Regions from separate parts of the Homo sapiens genome. Here region 2 is linked to region 1. A link is a loop called in an ENCODE intact Hi-C map of the cell type or tissue named here. Cell type or tissue: psoas muscle. All regions are shown on one strand. Links, peaks and the distances in the headings refer to the core of each region. The heading gives the core; the rest is flanking DNA.

What was found. A loop is a pair of places that touch in the nucleus more often than their neighbours do. Peaks named below come from ENCODE experiments on the same cell type or tissue, not always from the same donor. Only the 100,000 strongest peaks of a DNase experiment are listed, where the experiment ranks them.
Region 2: a loop joins it to region 1, with 5 times the contacts of the local background. A loop is called at or near these places in 22 of 110 quality-filtered maps.

What each region holds. Positions count from the first base shown.
Region 1 is chr7:88,106,838-88,115,556 of GRCh38, forward strand. ADAM22 (ADAM metallopeptidase domain 22) reads left to right here. Exons shown (of 32, transcript NM_001324418.2): 5 at 1,339-1,421; 6 at 7,747-7,810. Among named protein-coding and RNA genes, the nearest start is that of SRI-AS1, 110 kb to the right of the region's middle. RefSeq lists an enhancer at 8,594-8,719. In psoas muscle, for the core only: a CTCF peak has its summit at 4,750 (motif pointing left); no DNase peak of the experiment used is centred there; H3K27ac peaks cover 636 bases.
Region 2 is chr7:87,502,095-87,509,066 of GRCh38, forward strand. ABCB1 (ATP binding cassette subfamily B member 1) reads right to left here. Exons shown (of 28, transcript NM_001348946.2): 27 at 3,803-3,949; 28 at 923-2,355. The coding sequence ends at 2,149. Among named protein-coding and RNA genes, the nearest start is that of ABCB4, 30 kb to the left of the region's middle. In psoas muscle, for the core only: a CTCF peak has its summit at 4,325 (motif pointing right); no DNase peak of the experiment used is centred there.

The sequences.
Region 1 (8,719 bases), core at 1,756-6,755:
CTGAGTAGTAAGTATTTAAAGGTGACATCCTAAGATGGCAGAAGATTTACCTTCTTACCTTTCCAGGCACATTGAATCCAAATAAATGAATCTCTCTTAGTAGAATTTTATTAATGCAATTGGATGCTAAGAAAAACTTCACAATTTAAAACCCCGCCCATAAACTGCTTACCAGTTAAAGCCATTGCTGGTTTCAGAAAAGAATAGTATGAACCTGTTTATCTGGTAATCAATATAAACACTGTAAAAACAAGCATTTCCTCCATCAATATAATTTAGTGACTCTCAAATGATTTATATTCATTTTTACTTAGTTTTATGTAAAAGAGTATTGCTTTGCTGCTGCTCATGATTGAATTTCTTTTTTTTTTTTTTTTTTTTTTTTTGAGACAGGGTCTCTATCGCCCAGGCTGGAGTACAGTGGTGCCATCTCAGCTCACTGCGACCTCCACTTCCCTGGTTCAAGCGATTCTCCTGCCTCAGCCTCCCGAGTAACTGGGATTACAGGCATGCACTACCACATCCAGCTAATTTTGTATTTTTAGAAGAGACAGGGTTTCACCATATTGGCTGGGCTGGTTTGGAACTCCTGACCTCAAGGGATCCACCCACCTCAGTCTCCCAAAGTGCTGGGATTAGAGGCATGAGCCACTGCACCTGGCCCATGGTTGAATTTCTTATAACTAGGAAAGCAGATGATTAAACTTTGGTGCAAGGGTCACATATGTATTTCCTTTCTTTTCTTTTTTTGTCATTTTTTCTTTTGAGACAGAATTTCACTCTTTTTGTCCAGGCTGGAGTGCAGTAGCACAATCACAGCTCACTGCAGCCTCAAACTCCTGGGTTCAAATGATCCTCCTGCCTTAACCTCCCAAGAGGCTAGGAATACAGGTGCATGCCACCACATCCAGCTAATTTCAATTTTTTTTTTTTTTGTAGAGACAGGGTCTTGCTATGTTGCTTAGGCTGGTCTTGAACTTCTGGCCTTAAGTGATGCTCCTGCCTCGCCTCTGAAAGCATTGAAATTGTAGACATGAGACACTGTGCCTGACTCCCCATGTGTATTTCAATATCTCTTTCTTTGTTCCTCTAATATCACCTACATAAAAGAAAGGTCAAGTCAACTTTTATTTCCCTGAATTTTGATTTAGAGTCAGCTCACTCAGAGTGTTTATGAATAATTCTGTTAGAAAAGATTTGATAATGCTAATCTGAATAATGAAATATCATGCAGAGTTCTAGATGTGGAGGTGCATTGTGAGTAGAAACCTCCTGTGAAATGAAGCAGCTGATTCTCCTTGTGATGCAAAGACTTACATTCTTTATTTCTGTTTTCAGGGAGGAGAGCACTGTTACTACCAGGGCCATATCCGAGGAAACCCTGACTCATTTGTTGCATTGTCAACATGCCACGGACTTCAGTAAGTGTTCAAAAAGTTATTTTTACTGTTTGTTTTTTCAATAATTTATTTTCTTTATTATGAATGCACTATAGTAGATATCCCTATTTTGTGTCAAGAAATGACTTTAAATTGGTGATGGATCTGATTTTTTTTTTCTCTTTTGTATTTTATAAACCAAGCAGATTTTTAAATTAGGGTTGCAAATGGTCGGGCGTGGTGGCTCATGCCTATAATCCCAGCACTTTGGGGGGGTCTAGGCAGGCAGATCACCTGAGGTCAGGAGTTCGAGACCAGCCCAGCCAACATGGTGAAACCCTGTCTCTACTAAAAATACAAAAATTAGCCGGGCATGGTGGCAGGTACCTGTAATCCCAGCTACTCGGGAGGCTGAGGCAGGAGAATCACTTGAACCTGCGAGGTGAAGGTTGCAGTGAGCCAAGACCATGCCACTGCACTCCAGCCTGTGGGATAGAGCGAGACTCTGATTCAAAAAAAATAAAGAAAGAAAGAAAGAAAGAAAGAAAAGTCCTACATTTTGCAAAAGAAAGAAAAAATATATATTGTCAAGAAAAAAGATAAGCATACTTTAAGGAGATGCTAGACTCCATCTCAAAAAAATTAAATAAAATTAGAGCTGCAGAAAACAGAGGCTTTTGAATTTCACAATGATACCTTAAAATGATATTTGAAGCATTTTTCTAGTTTCATCCAAATTCAGACAGGAGTGATTTGGGTTAACTTTGGTGTCTGTTTCTGTGGATGTTTAGCCCCTTGATATTCTTCCCTACTCCTTCTTTATATTAGTTTTTATATTTTTGTCAAATAATAGCAGTTTCAGTAAATGGAAACGCCTGACTCCTTACACAAAGAGAAAAGGCTGCTAGTGATCTCAAGAGCTCATATGTCTTTGCCCCTTTTTTTCAGCCTGAATCCCACCTAATTCATAGCAAATCTGTGGGAGGGTCTGTCGTTTCTCAGAGATCTCCGAGGAACAAAGTTCATCCTTCCTCAAGGCCTTGCTTCCTTTCTCATAACCTTCTCTATCAAATAATGTTTGCTGATGTTTAACATGGGAATACATCCACTTCCTCCATCCTGTCGATAATGATAATGCACAGGTGGTTGTTTCTTACTTGTTTTGTAACCCCTTATAAAGCTACCGTGTCATTCCTCAGCATTCTCTTTTAACTAAATCGTTTCATTTCCTTCTTGTTTGTTTTACTTTTTGGCACAGAACAATCCAGCACTTTAATTTTGTTAAATTTTCGTTGAGAAACTTTAAAATAATTCCTTTTTGTTACCATCTTAGAGATGTGGCTTTTCATCTAACAAGCAGTTACTGGGTGTCTCCTGTGTGCCAGCCCTAGGAATATTAAGGCGATTGAAACACAAGTCCTGGGAGCTCACAGTCTCATGAGGAGGCCAAATCTAGCCCATTTCCTGATGTGGAACATGATAGGTATATTTGCTTTTTTTTTGAGAGAGAGAGAGGAAAAAAAAAAAAACAAAACTGGGAAAAATGCAAGCTAAGCATTGTCACCGAAGAACAGGTGGCACCTAAGGGCTCTGGAAACATGCCACCTGAAGACAGTGGAGTGCAATAGGTTGGAATAGCCTATCCAAGGGAGAGGGTTACACTGACAGATCTTAAATCTAGGAAAGAGAGCTAATGGACACGGCCAGAAAATCTAGCTAGTCTGCCTGAGTGACACCTCTGGTCAGGATCTGGGAATAAGCATATTAGGCAGAAAGGAAAGAATATAAGTGTAAGTTAAATAACCAGAGACAGGAGGCCATGTGTCTGAGAGCATGGAAGACTTCCATTTCCTTGTTTGTGCTAAAAGACTACTGTGAATAAAGGTGTACATTTATTTACTTTAAATACATTATTTGAAGAAAGAGGTTTTTACAAACATGGAATCCATGCTTAATATCAGACAGTCTCTGTTTTCTTATTAGGAAAAAGAAACATTGAAGTCCTTTTCAGCAGTAAAATTGTTACATCTGAGCTCAAGACAAGCACATCTGTCACCTAGGAATAGTACAGTGAGACCTGTTCACATTTGTGACAGCAAGTGTATATTGGGGGTAAAAAATGAAGTGTTTTTTTTCCCCTTTTCTCTCTCTTAAAATCTCAATCCAAAGTCCTAGTGTCAGCATCTTTCTCAGTACTCGTTCCAGTCTGCCTTCTGGTTTTCCAAATGGACTCAATGTTGTGAGAATCAGAGAGAAGATATTTGTGCCTTCTAAGGGCTATAAATGGACCTGAGAACCTAAGAATGATACCTGTTACTAATCCTACTATAGTCTTGTAAAGAAGGATTGAAAAATAACTTTTAGGCCGGGCACGGTGGCTCACCCCTGTAATCCCAGGCATGAGCCACCATGCCCACTTTTCTTTTTTCTTTTCTTTTCTTTTTTTTCTTTTCTCTTCTCTTTTCTTTTTCTTTTCTTTTGTTCTTTCATTCATTCGTTCATTTGTTCGTTCGTTCATTCATTCTTTCTTTTGTTCATTCTTTTCTGTCAGAGTCTCACTCTGTCCCACAGGCTGAAGTGCAGTGGTATGATCTCAGCTCGCTGCAGCCTCCGCCTCCCAGGTTCAAGCCATTCTTGTGCCTCAGCCTCCTGAGTAGCTGGGATTACAGGTGGCTGCCAGCATGCCCATCTAATTTTTGTATTTTCAGTAGAGACGGGGTTTTGCCATGTTGGCCAGGTTGGTCTCGAACTCCTGACCTCGTGATCCGCCCACCTCAGCCTCCCAAAGTGCTGAGATTACAGGGTTATTTTAATTAAGTAAATTTTATATCTCCTTTTAAGAATGTTTTTATTTAAAACTAAATAAAAATAAACAGAAAACCTATCGTGTGTCTTGGAACATTGTCAGAATTGTGTATGACCATTTTAGGCTTTCTTAGACTTTTATGAGCACATAGGATAAATATAACCTTGTATCATCTTGTTGTTTAGTAATTATTGCTTCTCATCTTGACTTTACTTTCTGGAAGAAATGTTTTGGGGGGATGTTATGAAATATTGAATAATGTATGTTGTCCCAATTACAGTGGTTTAGATATGAGATATATTATGTCATCCATGACTCATCCTTTATAAATTACCAAGTGCGTACTGTTTTTTTTTTCATTTTTGATTTATTAAATTCAGTTCAATAATATAAATAAGGGAAAATCAGATTCGTATATCTTTCCCATAAAGAACCTGCAAGGTCACATTTGTTTGGAGTCAAAGGACTAATAGGCAATGTTTTGATCTTGGTGTGTTTGGTGTTAATGCAAAAATCTTGTTACTGTGGGAACCTTAAAGCACGGAGTTAAGTTTGAGTTTATTGCCCTCTTGTGGAAATTTGTAAGAATGGCTTTTTCATTTCAAAATCTTATTTTGATACAACCTTTTGAAATTTTAGCTCAATTGGTCTGTGACGACTTGGTCTTAGCTATAGGTTTTTATCAAGTATACTGTTATGGACTCAATATAAAAATTAGGATTTATATAAGTAAAACAAAAATATTTCAGTTCTCAAAGCATATAAAACACATGTATTTTTTCATTATTAAGGAATTAATAATGGCATATTATCATATAGCAATCTAGAGTCTTCTGAGATACAGATAGTGTCAGAATCTGTTGTCTTCATATTGCCTACATGATGTTTAAGTCCAATAAAAAAATGACTTTCTCATTGGACATTAACCTAGTATAAGGATAAATAACACTCAGTACTATTTTAAGAAAATAATCTGCTTGCTACTTTGTTGGTGTTGCCACGTGAATTTTGGCAAACTATGATGGTTTCATATGACTTTCTGGATGGATATGGCTAGTTCTCAGCAAGGGTAGAGAGATACTCCCTGCCATATTTGGTCTACGTTTTTGAAAGGCTCCCCCTCTGACTCCTTGGGCACATATTGTCAGTAATGTCTTACAAACTGCATCTGTTTATGTTTAAATTCCAAATAGAATGTCATCCAAATTCAGAAAGTACATGTGGCTGAAAACAGTGCAGCTGTGAGAATAATCATTCTGTGAGTATATAGAAGTTGAGGACATGTGGAAGATGTTATAGCAGGAATGAAAGAATTTGGATAGAGGCAGAACTTGGAGGCCATTATAATTATAGCTCATGGAATTTCACCAATTTCACTAAATCTTCAATGAAAGACAAATACTAGTTTATGTTTAGGAGCTTGGCTGTCACATAATCATTTCTACCAAAAACTAAAAAATTACTACAGCTCATAGCTTTGCTACCCTCAGATGCCTGAATGATAAGACAAGTTTCTTTAACATCATAAAGGGCCTGATCTCAGTAAAAGGATCATGTTCTTCTAAAAGCAGCAGCTATCAGAATCTGTCTGAGTGGGAGCTGAGGCCATTTGTATATTGAAGTGCTCTCCAGAGGATTTCTCAGATGGCTGGTAGCCACCCCCAGCCTACGAGGTCCAAAATGGAATTTTTTATTTTTAAAGAAATATAGGGTCTTGCTCTGTCACCCAGGCTGGAGTACAGTGGCACAATCATCAATCACTGCAGCCTTGAACTCTTGGGTTCAGGTGATCCTCCCACCTCAGCCTCCCAAGTAGCTGGGACTACAGGTGTGTGCATCACCAGGCCCAGCTAACTTTTTAAAAATTTTTTGTAGAGAGAGAGTCTTGCCACTCACTACGTTGCCCAGGCTGGTCTCAAACTCCTGGCCTCATGTGATTTCCCCCCGCCTTGGCCTTCCAAAGTGTTGGGATTCCAGATGTGAGCCCCATGCCCAGCTCAAAACTGAACTCTTAAAGGATTTGCATCCTTCCCTCTGCTTCCTGCTTCCCTAGGCCCATCCCGAAAAGTTCTTTCTGCATCCCCCCTGCCTGCCCTCTTTTTTTTTTTTTTTTTTTTTTTTTTGAGACAGGGTCTCACTCCATTACCTCTTTTTTTATCTTGTTAAATGACATGTCCATTTTTCCAGTTGCTCAGGTCAAAACTTGGAGTCTTCACTAACTCTTCTCTGTTTTACGTACTTTGTTTCAAATCCATCAGTAAATCCTACTGGTTGTACCTTCAAAATATATCTGGAATTTGACCAGTTCTCACCACCTCTACTATTACTGCTCTGATCTAAGCCAGCATCTTCTTTCGCCTGGATTATTGCAGTAACTTCCCTGCTTCTATCCTTGCTGTGCTAAAAATTATTGTAACATAGTATCTGGCATGATCATTATAAAACTTAAGAAAGATTGTATTTCCCATCTGCTTAGAACTTTGCAGTGGCTCTTCATCTCTCTTAGAGTAAAAGCCAAGGCCCTAGGAAGTGCCCACCTAGTATGGCCCCCAAGACCCTCTGGCACCATTTATTGCCCTTCACCTGATTATTTTCTTCCCTAGAACTTATCACTGTCATATGTATGTGTATGTGTGTGTGTATATATATATATAATATATATATTATAAATAAATAAATAAATATATATATATATATATATATATATATATATATATAGTAAGTCCTAGAATACTTATGAGCACCACAAGGACAGAGAATTGGTCTGTTTTGTTTGCTATTGTATCCCCAGCACCTAGAACAGTGCATTGTAGGTGCTCTGTAAACACGCTGATTGAATGAAGGAATGCATGAATGGAGGTAGGTAGCAGGTTGCAAATGGGCAGTTCGTGGTCCCATCTGTCTGGGCTCTGTTCCTATTTCTGCTCTTACTGGTTAAATAATTTGGCAAGTTACTTTATCTCTTTGGGTTTCAGTTTCCTTACTTATAAAATAAGGATAGTCGTTGTACTTCTCTTGTAGATTTGTGGAAAAGATTAAATGAGTGTAAAGTATTTAGCTTGTGGCAAGTTGTTCAAATGTGTTAGCTCTTGTTACTAGAGCATCTTCCATGTTTATGGTAGGTCGGGCGTTCTCAGTATAGTCCCTGAAAACCTGCATCAGGATCACCTGGAGCTTATTTAAAATGCAATTTCCTGGGTTCCAGTCCATAAATCTGAGGAGAGTCCTGAAAGAGCTGCGTTTTTACTAGCTCTCCAGATGACTTTTTGCATATGAAAATCTTGGAATTCTATGTTAGAGGAAGAAGTGATGGGCAACAGCTAGAGCATGGCAATCCTGAGCATGGGGTCAGGTGAGGATGAGGTGACTCTACCTATAAGGAATCAGAAGGAGGGGCCTTCCCTCTCAGTGGTGTGTGTGGTGTGTCTGGAGGTGATGGATGGGACTGGGAAATGGGCATTGAGAAGCAAATGGGCCCTCTGGCTGCTGCTGATTTTAAAATGATCTTGTTCTGGGATGAGAGTCGATGGCCATGCCTAATTATTTTTTTGTCGTTGGCAGTGGGATGTTCTATGACGGGAACCACACATATCTCATTGAGCCAGAAGAAAATGACACTACTCAAGTAAGTGCTCCTTCTGTTTGTTGTGGCAAATGGAAATGTTTATGCTGAGAGCTTTTTTCCTCTCCTTTTTTTATCTCTACTTTATTTCATTTTTATATTTTTTAGGGTTAAGATAGTAAACATATGTACAGATGCTCCTCAACTTATGATGGGTCTATGTCCTGATAAACCTATCATAAGTTAAAATATTATAAGTAAAAAACGTATTTAATACCCTGATAAATGCATCATAAAGTCAAAAACATGTATGTTGGGGACTGTCTGTATATTTTAAACTAAATATTGAGTAAGTCAAAACCACAAGTGTTTTTTAAAAAATTTCTTGCCAGGTGTGGTGGCTCATGCCTGTAATCCCAGCACTATTGGAGGCAGAGGTGGGCATGAGGTCAGGAGTTAGAGACCAGCCTGGCCAACTTGGTGAAACCCCGTCTCTACTAAAATACAAAAATTAGCCAGGTGTGGTGGCATGCGCCTGTAATCCCAGCTACTTGGGAAGTTAAGGCAGAAGTATTGCTTGAACCTCCTGCCACTGCGCTCCAGCCTGGGTGACAGAATGAGACTCCGTCTCCAAAACAAACAAACAAACAAACAAAAAATTTCTTTTGTTTCTTTCTCTTTTATATTGGAAATATAATACTTTCCCTTTGAGGTGTTCTGAAATCTCTATTTCCATCTCAACCCTAATGTGTTATGATCTGTCTTAGTTTGACTTGGCTACCATAACAAAATACTGTAGACTGGGTGGCTTAAACAACAGAAACTTTATCTCAGTTCTGGGCACTGAAAGTCCAAGGTGCCATCAGGGTTGACATCTGGTGAGGGCTCTTTGCTTGAGTTGCAGATGGCTGCCTTCTCACTGTGTTCTCACATGGCAGAGAGAGAGAGAGAGAACTCTGGTTGTCTCCACTT
Region 2 (6,972 bases), core at 1,837-6,836, 600 kb before region 1:
GTTGCAGTGAGCTGAGATCACCACTGCACTCTAGTCTAGCCTGGTCAACAGAGCAAGACTCCGCTTCAGAAAAAAAAAAAAAAAGAAAGTGTCCTTACAGCAGACATACAAAGAGTTGAGGGAAAAATCTTTAAGAAGTCAAACCAAGTGACATGGTTTTATGCTTCTATTCACATAAATTTATCGAAATTTCCTAAACTAAGCACACTTTTTAAAGCCTTAAAATTTTAAAACAAAAGCTGAAAACTTAGGAGATAAAATTGTTTCTAATTCTGGTTTATTTTGGATTGTCTCTCAGAAGTTTAAATATATATATAGTATATATAATTATATATATTATATATATTATATATATAATATATATTATATATATAATTATATATAATTTTATATTATATAATTATATATATTATATATATAATTATATATATAAAATTATATATAATTATATATATATAAAATTATATATAATTATATATATATAAAATTATATATAATTATATATAGACTGTATCTATAGTTACAGATACATAAATATAGATAGATAACTATAGATACATAAATATAGATTTATATTATATATATAATATTTAAAAAGCCACCATATTGTTCAAGCCATTTGGCAACCATTTTTTCTTTATACAAATTATATTTTGTAATATTCTTCAACATAATTTTCTAATGATTATATGGTATTCCATTTTGTGAATGCACCAAAACTTAATGTATAATTTCTTACTGTTAAATATTTAGATCTTTCCAATTTTCAATATTATAAGTAATGCTACTAAAAGTATCCTTTTACATATCTCTTAAATCCTTATAATTACAATTGCTGTCTTGAAGGATATACATTTACATTTTTTACTTACATTATCAAATAACAAAGAAGTTTATATCAATGACCAATTCAACTAATAAGGAATGTCACATTAGATTTTTTTATTCATCATTAAATTACAAGGCAAAAAAATGATATTTTGTTTTAATTTGCATTTATTTGATTGTTGAAACTGTATACATTTTTCTCATGCATTTCTTCTTTGAGAATTACCTGATTATATCCTTTCCTATTTTTTTTTCCTGGAGGTGATGGCTTCTTTTTTTTATTTTTAGAAGTTGCTTATTTAAGATAGCAATTGTTTATAGTAAATATAGTTTATAATGTTAATAATGCTTTTTGGCTAATTTAAAAAAATTTGTCGTCCAGAGTCCCAACCTTTGGAATATATTTTTTTCTTTTTTTATCATGTTTGTATCAAGATGTAGTTAAACTCATGGCACATTTTAAACATCTGTAAGTCAGAAGGATCACTTTTGGAAGAGGCCAATTACTGGCAAAAGTGATTCATTATCAAGACAAAAAGTAAATGTACTTTGGAAGTGTAAAAATCTTAAAAAATCCTTAAAGAACCCTTTATAAAAGCAATGCAAAGTATTTACTATACATCTGAATAATATGCACTTCATAATTGTGCCTCACCCCACCTCCTAAAATCTTATATCGATCTGTGTTTTGGGTTTGAGAGCCACCTTAATGTGGAAATGCAAGAATCAGCAGGATCAAGTCCAAGAAGAATGAAGCCAGATGGTTCTGTAAGACCCAATGTGAATAGACATATACAACAGGAATTATTTAAACTGCTTAACCATTCCCACAAAAATGAGTAGGTATATTTAAAGAAAACTTTTTTAAAGCAGAAGTTATCTACAATATTCCAATTGAGAGAAGATATATTCACAGGCAGTTTGGACAAGATGACTCCAGTCACATGAAAGTTTAGTTTTATTATAGACACTTTATGCAAACATTTCAATACTTTTTGCTACTTCTATAATCTTTTAGCAAGGCAGTCAGTTACAGTCCAAATGGGAAAATATAAACAAAATTACACATTTTATCTTTTAAAATCTACTTTAATTCTGTTATAAAATTTATAATGCAGTTTAAACTATGATTTCTCTCCACTTGATGATGTCTCTCACTCTGTTCCTTTAATTACGAAGTCTCTGAAGACTCTGAACTTGACTGAGGAAATGTTAAACAGATACCTCTTCATAATTCTGTAAGTGTTTGCTTTTAACTTTGAATAAATGTCATATCTAAACAAATATTAAAAAGTATTTAACATCTCATACAGTCAGAGTTCACTGGCGCTTTGTTCCAGCCTGGACACTGACCATTGAAAAATAGATGCCTTTCTGTGCCAGCAGCTGCTGATGCGTGCCATGCTCCTTGACTCTGCCATTCTGAAACACCACTATTAAGTCTGCATTCTGGATGGTGGACAGGCGGTGAGCAATCACAATGCAGGTGCGGCCTTCTCTGGCTTTGTCCAGGGCTTCTTGGACAACCTATTCCATAATCACATAGATTAATTCTCATAATAGTTCTTTTCCCTAATTCCTCTTCCATAAAAAGCTCCACAGTAGGACGGGCATGGTGGCTCACGCCTGTAATCCCAGCACTTTGGGAGGCCAAGGCGGGCAGATCACAAGGTCAGATTGAGACCATCCTGGCTAACACGGTGAAACCCCATCTCTATCAAAAATACAAAAAATTAGCTGGGCTTGGTGGTGGGTGCCTGTAGTCCCAGCTAGTCGGGAGGCTGAGGCAGGAGAATGGTGTGAACCCGGGAGGCAGAGCTTGCAGGGAGCCAAGATTGCGCCACTGCACTCCAGCCTGGGCGACAGAGCGAGACTCCATCTCAAAGAAAAAAAAAAAAAAAAGCTCCACAACAATACAACAATAGATCCTTCTTAACAAGGTGTCAGTGAAATAGAACAGGTTTTTGAAAACAAAGGATTTGTCATATCAGATGACTGAACCCTAATTTGGGTTAGTTCCGAGGCAGCAGTTATCTATCCCTAACTTTTTTTTTTTATTTGAAACAGGGCCTCACTCTGTCACCAGGGTGGAGTGTAGTGGTACAATCATGGCTTACTGCAGCCTCAACCTCCTGGGCTCAAGCGATTCTTCCACCTCAGCCTTCTGAGTAGCTGGGACTACAAGTTCCCACCACCATGCCTAGCTAATTATTTTATTTTTTGTAGAGACAATGTCTCTCTGTGTTACCCAGGCTGGTCTCAAAAATCCTGGGCTCAAGTGATCCTCCCACCTCAGCCTTCCAAAGTGTTGGGGTTACAGGTGTGAGCCACGGCAGTAGGTGCCGGCCAGCAGTCATCTACTCTTAAAGTTAAGGCAGTAAATACAGTTCACTGACTCATTTAAAAACATTTACTAATGTGTTTACCTTAGTTTCAAGGATGTTACAACATCCTTGAAAACAGACCTCAAATCCAGCTCACAGTAAATTCAAGAAGCCTGAGCAAAGGCCAAATACAGACTCCCGAATTTTTTTATTGTAGAGAATACCTCATACTGAGTTCGTCTTTCAGATAATCTGAATTTTTAACGTTTTCTCTGACTAGAAATGATTGCTAATATTTATCTTAAAAGGTACAGCCAGATTTTAACACTGTCTTACACTACCACTTTTCCTTATGGTTGCTGAAGAGATGCTGCCAGTAGAAGTAGGAAATATGGTTCCTGAAAGCAGCTTCTTAGGTCAACGCAAACTGATCTAGTGATGGTTTGTGAAGCATATGTGCTCTAAGACTAATCTGCCTTGTGTCATCTTTACTCTCCTGAATAACAGCTACAGAAAGTGTTTACATTTTACTGAAAGGTGATGTAAGTAACTGTCAATAATCTGGCTGCATTTTGTTCTTTACTATGGAGAATACAGCATTTTTAAGGATGACTGATTCAAGTATGGATGAACCCAATTTAAATTCTTACCTTTTCACTTTCTGTATCCAGAGCTGACGTGGCTTCATCCAAAAGCAAAATATGAGGCTGTCTAACAAGGGCACGAGCTATGGCAATGCGTTGTTTCTGGCCACCAGAGAGCTGAGTTCCTTTGTCTCCTACTTTAGTGCTATATTTCTGTAAATAAGGTTTTGTTGTTATGAAAGTAGAACTGAAAGTAAAGTTCTAACAGCTTGCTTATAGAAAGTAGGATAGACGATTCTATATACTCCAAAAATTTAGGTTCAGAAGCTAAGAATGGTTCATGAATAATTAAGGAAAGAACAGTAAAAAAGCCCAAAATGGCAGGTTTACTATCTATTTGAAAATAAATGTTTGGGCCTTAAGATGATATGTTTTAGTGTAAACAGGTCAGCATTTTAATGAAGAAGAATATTGTTGCAATGTTAGTATCTTCCATCTTCTGATTTCATTATATTTGGGACAAAGATTGGCAGGAGAAAGGAAATTTGATTTGAACAAAGTATTCATAATAAAATAATTGAAGCTCATCTTACTTGTAACCAGCAGGTGACACTCTCTGCATGATTTTAAATTGAGGAAAGACATTCTTGGGATATCAGCCTTTTAGTGTCTGTTTTTATGAAAGTATCTCCAACACTTAAACAATTTTAATGGATGCTATCAAAATGGATTCCATTTTGATATCTAACTTTGAAAATGAACATCTCCTTTTTAAACATTTTTGTTGTTAGAGTGCTCCCAAAATTCTTCCCGTGTTGTTTCCCACAATGGATAATTGTCACCAACTATTCACTATGATGATAGGGACAGCAGTTAAAGGTTACTCAGGAGAGAGCAGAAACAGGATGTGACTGCACTTGTAACCTAGAAAACAATACTATCTTATTATTTCCAGGCTGAAATTTTAGTACAGGGTTGCCTATTTTTATTTGCTATATCTGGCAACCCTAGTTTTGTGGCACTCAGCCCTGGGTTTCCCCCTGTAAATAGAGGGAGAAGACGCCAGATGAGGTTTTGGCAGATGCTTGGGACTGGCTCTACCCCAGAGCTGTGGCTGTCTCAGAAGGCAGGAGCACTGAAGTGTATCTCATGTGAGTGGAGGGTTTACTAGTTGCACTCTTGATATAGTACTGATCCTGTTGAGGCAGATAAAGGCAGTGCGGCAGTCTTACAAGGAGGTAGCTAAACCAGCCACCTACAGGGTGAGGTAAATCCTAGTATTAATCACTTAGGAGAAGTGGATCCTTAGGTAATAGGACTTAGGGGTTTTACCTTTTCTCTCCTGGTCTAGACACTGAGGAAGAGAATTATGGTGTCTACAGGTGTGTTCTGTGTGACAGATTAGAGACCAGGATTTGTCCTGTGGTAGACAAATGCCAGAGAGGCAAAGTATATTTAAAAAGATAGATAATAGTTACTCTCTGTGTTTGTGTTTTATTAACCCCTAGCCCAGTGGTTCCCCAATTTGAGCCTGCAACAGTATTACCTGGGCTCTTAAAACGTGGATTGCTGGATCTGCAGTCCTAACAGGTTCCCAGGTGATGCTGATCCGTGTCTATACTTGAGAACCACTATCCTCTCATCAGTAAAGGGGATTGGAGCTTTCTGTTTTAAATGTTTGAGCCTGGAGAAGGGTCAATTATCTAGTTGGGCTAGACTGTGAAAGGAGAGTGGGAGACAAGGCCACCTCCCTGGGACTTAATGAGATTGGTGTCAGCAGTTATCCAAAGAAGAGCCTATGGAAGAAGGGAATCTTGGGAAAGAGAGCCACCTGGTGTTGCTTGCCTGCCTCGTGAGGAAACTGTCTTCCCCGCCGGGTTGAGGCTCCTGAGCTTTGTTTTAGGGGGCACTTCCTTAGAATAAAGAGCATAACTGGTGATAATGGGTGAGGTAGATTACCTAGGTTGAGAAGCACTTCAAAATATAGGACCTAACTTTTGCAGCAACATGGATGCAGCTGGAGGCCATTATCCCAAGCAAAGTAATGCAGGAACAGAAAGCCAAATACTGCATGTTCTCACTTATAAGTGGCAGCTAAACATCAGGTACTCATAGATGAAAAGTGGCAACAATAGAAACTGAGGACTATTAGTGTAGGGAGGGAAGGGGGGTAAGTGTTGAAAAACTACCTATTGGGTTCTGTGCTCAGTACCTAGGTGACAGGATCATTTGTACCCTGAAACCTCAGCATCATGCAATATACCCAGGTATAATAAACCTGTACATGTACCCCCTAAGTCTAAAATAAAGGTTGGAAAAAATCTAATTTTGGACTTTTAATACAGGTTGAGCATCCATAATCCAAAAAATTCAAAATCTGAAATTCTGAAACTTTTTGAGCACCAACATGATGCCACAAGTGGAAAATTTCACACATGATCTCATGTGACAGGTCACAGTCAAAACACAGTCAAAACTTTGTTTCATGCTCAAAGTTATTAAAAATTTGTATAAAATTGCCTTCTGGCTATGTGTATAAGGTATACATGAAATATAAGTGAATTATGTATATGCAAATATTCCAAAATCCAAAACACTTCTGGTCCCAAGTATTTTGGACAAGGAATAGTCAACTTGTATTCCAAAACAAAACAAAACACAAAAACTAATACACAGGACCTAAGAGGGCTTGAGAGAGGATGAGAGGTTCCATTTATCCAACTTCCTAGGAGGAATTCAGAGGACACCCATAGGACCACAGCCCAGGGAGCCCTAGAAAAGATTTCAACCATTCACTGTAAACAAAGTTTGGGGCCCATGAAATGTATGACGATGAGAGATTACATGATACCATGGTCACTTTAATGGTTCAACCCTTATTCAGAGAGAGCACTCTTTCTGGCATGGGTTCAGCCCTCTGGACTGGACTGACTCCACAGTGAGTTTTGAGGCTTGGGAGAGAGCTGCAAGGAGGAAGAAGGAAGAGAAATAGGGGAGAGACATGGGGAGAGACAGTCATGCCTACTTCCTCAGCAGGCCAGAAGCAGCATGTGCAGGTGGGGACCCAGACTCTGTACTTGGACTTAAAGTGAAAGGCTTTCCAGATATTGTACTTACCCCTAAGGCTGACAAAGGTGGAGCCTCAAGCCTATAGCTTTGGATCAAGACAATTGTTCCAGTTCTCCTATCCCAGAAATGTTCCTCTCTCCTAAACCTGAAGTGGTCGAACACTTTCA